2 separate regions of the Mus musculus genome follow, and region 2 is linked to region 1. A link is a loop called in an ENCODE intact Hi-C map of the cell type or tissue named here. Cell type or tissue: gastrocnemius. All regions are shown on one strand.

Evidence for each region. A loop is a pair of places that touch in the nucleus more often than their neighbours do. Peaks named below come from ENCODE experiments on the same cell type or tissue, not always from the same donor. Only the 100,000 strongest peaks of a DNase experiment are listed, where the experiment ranks them.
Region 2: it touches region 1 in a loop (8-fold over the local background); 13 of 42 quality-filtered maps call a loop at or near these places.

The regions. Positions count from the first base shown.
Region 1 is chr10:75,831,141-75,833,640 of GRCm38, reverse strand. Gstt2 (glutathione S-transferase, theta 2) reads left to right here. Exons shown (of 5, transcript NM_010361.2): 3 at 830-980; 4 at 1,073-1,246; 5 at 1,547-1,796. The coding sequence ends at 1,756. Among named protein-coding and RNA genes, the nearest start is that of Gstt2, 2.5 kb to the left of the region's middle. In gastrocnemius, a CTCF peak has its summit at 1,221 (motif pointing right); DNase peaks (open chromatin) are centred at 982 and 1,172; H3K4me3 peaks cover 688 bases; H3K27ac peaks cover 827 bases.
Region 2 is chr10:75,743,229-75,745,728 of GRCm38, reverse strand. Cabin1 (calcineurin binding protein 1) reads left to right here. Exons shown (of 37, transcript NM_172549.3): 10 at 332-500; 11 at 2,391-2,500. Among named protein-coding and RNA genes, the nearest start is that of Cabin1, 20 kb to the left of the region's middle. In gastrocnemius, no CTCF peak of the experiment used is centred here; DNase peaks (open chromatin) are centred at 1,513 and 2,198.

The DNA of each region.
Region 1 (2,500 bases):
AATATACCCAGAGCCCTCACTACCTCCTCCGGCTCCCTTTGGCCGCCCCACTTCCGTTGGAGTGGGGTGCGGGGCGGGGCCCTGGCCGACTCCGACCCTAGGCTGTGAGGGGGCCTGGCTAGAGCAGACTCTGTGGGAAGGGGTCCTGGAAGACTAGAGGGCTGATCCAGCATGTCCCTTGCTTCTGTCCTGTTTCATCTGCTGGACTCCCCCCCTCCCCCTCCAGGCCTCCCTATCCTGATTGAGGGGTATTGGAAGGCGACAAGGGGACGATTGTCAAGGGTTAGGGAAAAAAAAATGTAGATTCAACAAAGGACTAGGAAGGGCTTCTCCTAACTTCCTAGATGTCCTGTTTAATCCGCCAAAGCTTGGCCCCGGAGACCAATGAAAGGGTCAGGGCTCACAGACTGTTTGGTTCTCCCATTAGAGTCTAGTGTCAGAGAGCTAAAAAACAAAACAAAACAACAACAAAAAAAAACCCACAAAACAACAACAACCACCACCAAAAAAGAAAGGCGGAGAGAAAAAGGTCTGGCCAGGGGTCAGTGTCCACGACATCAAAAAAAGAGGCGACCTGGAGAGGGGCAGAGCTCTTGCTGGTGTCTGTCTGTGTGTGTCTGTGTGTGTCTCTGGGTTTCACCATGCACAACATTGCAGAGAAGAAAGGCTCTGGGGACAGGCAAGAGTCATGGAGAGATAGGTGGTGAGACCAGAGGGAAGTACTTCAAATGTGAGAATTCTGAAGGCCCCGCCAAGGGATGGGAAACAGCCAAGGTCCTTAAATCCCCTCTTCCCATGGTCCATATAGCCCCTCTTCTATGATTCCCAGCACAGCCATCTTGATTTACCTGAGTTCCAAGTACCAGGTGGCAGACCACTGGTACCCGGCCGACCTACAGGCCCGTGCCCAAGTCCACGAATACCTGGGCTGGCATGCCGACAACATCCGTGGTACTTTCGGAGTGCTCCTATGGACCAAGGTATCCAGGGTCCTCTGGGGAGGGGCTGAACCTTGGGCACCCAGTAAGAGTCAGGCTTATTTATAGATTGAGCTCTTCTGTCGTTCTGCCAGGTGTTGGGGCCACTCATTGGGGTCCAGGTTCCCCAGGAGAAGGTGGAACGGAACAGAGATAGAATGGTCCTGGTTCTGCAACAGCTGGAGGACAAGTTCCTCAGGGACAGGGCCTTCCTTGTTGGCCAGCAGGTGACGCTAGCGGATCTCATGTCTCTGGAGGAGTTGATGCAGGTAGGAGACCAGCAGATGGGGTAGTAGTAGCTAAGGGCGGACTCTTCTTTTTGCTACTTCCCCAAGTCCAAAGCACTGTGGTCTGGGAAAAGCCAGAACCATAGAGGGGAACTTTGTGTGATTTGTTTCCTGTCTAGGTGGGAAGTGGGGAGTGGGGTGGGGGGCAGCTTCTGGCTGCTGTCAGGTCCTGGATCTGATCACAGTGCCCCAGACCTCCCATGGGGCTGTGTCTATGATGCTTGTGTTGCCTGCAATGGGACCCTCGGTATCTCTTCGACTTTCCCATCTTTGTCTCTACAGCCCGTGGCTCTTGGCTATAACCTGTTTGAGGGACGGCCTCAGCTGACAGCATGGCGAGAGAGGGTGGAGGCGTTCTTGGGTGCTGAGCTGTGTCAGGAGGCTCATAGCACCATCCTGAGCATCCTGGGACAGGCAGCCAAGAAAATGTTACCAGTACCCCCTCCGGAGGTCCATGCCAGCATGCAGCTTCGAATTGCTAGGATTCCTTGAGTGGTCTGACCAGCAATAAAGACTCATTTTGTGTTTTTTCTTTCCTTTTTTTTCTTTTTTTTAAAAAATATTTATTTATTTATTTATTATATGTAAGTACACTGTAGCTGTCTTCAGACTCTCATTACGGGTGGTTGTGAGCCACAATGTGGTTGCTGGGATTTGAACTTCGGACCTTTGGAAGAGCAGTCGGGTGCTCTTACCCACTGAGACATCTCACCAACCCCTTTCCTTTTTTTTCTTAACGTTTCTTTTTGCCCCAGTCTTTTATCCTGGCTCCCTCTCTGACTCTGAGAGAAGCTTTAAAAGGAACACCAGCTATCCTTAGCATGCTTCTCTTAAGGTACAGTATACACAACCTATAGGAGACCCAAATCAATAATATATAAAAGATGCTTTAAAAAAAAAAAAACAGTAACACACCCAAAGAAACCAATCAAAAGTTGGTAGACATCTGTGTTTTATTATAATAAAGAGTCTGAATAGTTTAAGGAATAAAGAGCTATTGGTTTTTTTGTTTGTTTTGAGACAGGGTTTCTCTGGCTGTCCTGGAACTCACTTTGTAGATCATGCTGTCCTCGAACTCAGAAATCCACCTGCCTCTGCCTCCCGAGTGCTGGGACTAAAGGTGTGCGCCACCACGCCCAGCTCGTTAATTGGTTTTATTATACTGTCCTATAATATGCATGGAATCAAATTATGACTCCGTGAAACATTATGGTTAATCATAGAAAAGTCACATAA
Region 2 (2,500 bases), 88 kb after region 1:
TTAGTTTTCTCAGATGCATGACTGAGACTAAGCTCCCTTTGTTCTCTATATAATTCATGGGTCTCTTGCTCTAATCCTATCACTGGGTATTTGGTGGGTAGTGCCACTCACTCTGCCCACCCCAGGAGTATGGACTGCAGGGCCCAAAGACTCTGAGTGTCCTGAGCTCTGGCCTGAGGTCTTTTCAGCTCCAGAAGGGTAGGACCATTAAGGGACTCAGGACTGCGTGCTGTTGAGAAGAAAGATGTCGGTGGTGGTGGGTTGTAAAAGAGGAGTCCAGTGGGCCCTTTCCTGCCATTGTGCAATGGTTTAATTATCATTCTTTGTGAAGGTGATGTTTCTGGAGGAGATAAGTCTAAGAAAGGGGTAAAGCGTAAGAAGACTGTAGAGGAAAGTGGAGAGACAGCAAAGCGGAGGTCTGCCCGGGTCCGAAACACCAAGTGCAAAAAAGAAGAGAAAGTGGATTTCCAGGGACTGCTAGTAAAGTTCCTGCCGTCCAGGTACTGGACACTTTGTGGTTTCTCTGATGTAACTGCAAACTGCTCTTCTTTCTCTCAGCAGCGCTTTTCAGCCTATTCCCACCCTCCCCACCGGTGCCTCCCTTGTTCCCCTTGATGCTTGCTTGAATAGAGTGTGTGGATGTCACTGAACTGAGTGCTTGGATTTTTCTCACCTCCTGAATACAGGAGCTGACTGGTTTATCCATTGGGGACTGGCTGCTTCCTGATTCTCACAAGATGAATGAGTCAGGAACGTGTAGTCATGAGACTCACTTTTTCTTGGGGTGCTTCAGGGCCGCAGCAAATGCTTATGGAAACCCCTGGAAGGAAGCCACCTGTTTCTCAGTGTATGTGTGCCTGCCTGGCTTTATATTGCTATTAGTTCCATTGCATTCTGAGAAGATGGAGCGTGCTCCTTCATTGTATTGGTTCTTCATGTTCCTCAAAGAATTCCAGGAGAGAAGGTGCCAGCTCTCTGAAACAGGAGGGCCTGGGCCCCTACTTCTGTCCTGGGTTTTTACTGCTCCTGCTCTGGCCCTGCTGTTCTTCAGGAGCCCCAGGGGCTCTCTCCTGAGCCTGTTTAGGATTTATTGTGCCAGTGGGCATGCTTCTTGGTGCCCCACTTTTGCTTTCCCGGGAGAGTGCGCTCTGATCCATCATTCTCCTCCCCAGCATCTGGGGGCATACTTTTGGCTTGCCAGGACTTTCTCTCATATCTCCGGTGTCTTCGTCTTTCTCCCTCCACTGTTACTTGAGTAGGGTTTCATCAGTACTCTGCCCAGATATCTCAAGTCTTTGGTTGTCATTTTGACCAGTGACAGTTTATATCAGTATTGTTTCTGACAGTGCAAGAGGAATCTAGAGGCTTTAGCAGACTTATGCATCCATTTTATATCAATACACTTAACTGCTCTTTGTTCCCTTCCTACCATCTCTCCCATGAGGGTGCAATTCTTAGAACTAGGGCTGTGTTTAGTGCACAGCTAAGACAGAGCCAAGGCAGAGATGTGGCGCCATCTGCTGGTTTCTCCTGAGATGCATTACAGGAAACAGCTGCTCTTTGGAAGAGTGAAGGAGTGTCTTGGAGTGGGTGAAATCTGTCTTCCTCTTCGCCCCACTGTCATACCCTGGCTCTTGTTTCTTGCCTTGTGTATGTGGAGCTGTGTCTACTGTATTTGGGTCAGTTTCTGTGAGGTTCGAGTATTCATTACTTTGGGTATTCCTATAACAGTATAGCAGCTTGCTTGCTGGAGTGTACATGCAGTTAATGTGGGGTTTATAGGTGCCCTGAGTGTTATGCTGTAGAGGTGCTACAAGGGTGGCCAAAACATGGTCCTTAGAAGAGTCTGTAGGGTGGTGCTGCAATGTGAGGAGCTCAGATGGGTGTGCCGTGTCCCCACGCTGGCAGCCCCGAGGCCCCTCAGCACCTCTGCCTTTGTACCTGGTCTTGAGCTTCTGCTTCTGCTTAGCCCTTCCTTGTTGTCAGCCCCGAGAGTATTCCCTCTGACTCTGCTCTCCAACGCAGAGTCCCCGTGGCTCTGTCTGAAGCAACTGCTTGGTGCTGGTCCTGATGTGGGCCGTTTGTGTTTTCCCTGCTCATGATCCACCTCTCCACCGAGGAGATGAACTCCCTGTATTTATGGTTGTGTGCCTGGCGCATGGCTTTGCTCAGCAGCCATCTGTTGGTGGCATAAATGAACAAGTGTGGGAACGATCAGTCACGGAAATCTGGAGAGACGCAGCGGCTCCTGGGGCCTGGGTGTGGATGCTCTCACCATCTGTTTCAGTCAATGCTATCTTGGCTTGATTTAGTTGCTCTACTAGGAGGCGTTGGGATGCTCTGTCACAGGGAGCGGGATGGCTGTCGTGATTTTAGCATGTTTCATGTAGGTTAAGAAAACTGGACCCTGAGGAGGAAGATGATCCATTTAATAACTATGAAGTTCAGGCAGAAGCCAAACTGGAGAGCTTCTCCAATGTGGGACCTCATCGCCTGTCCT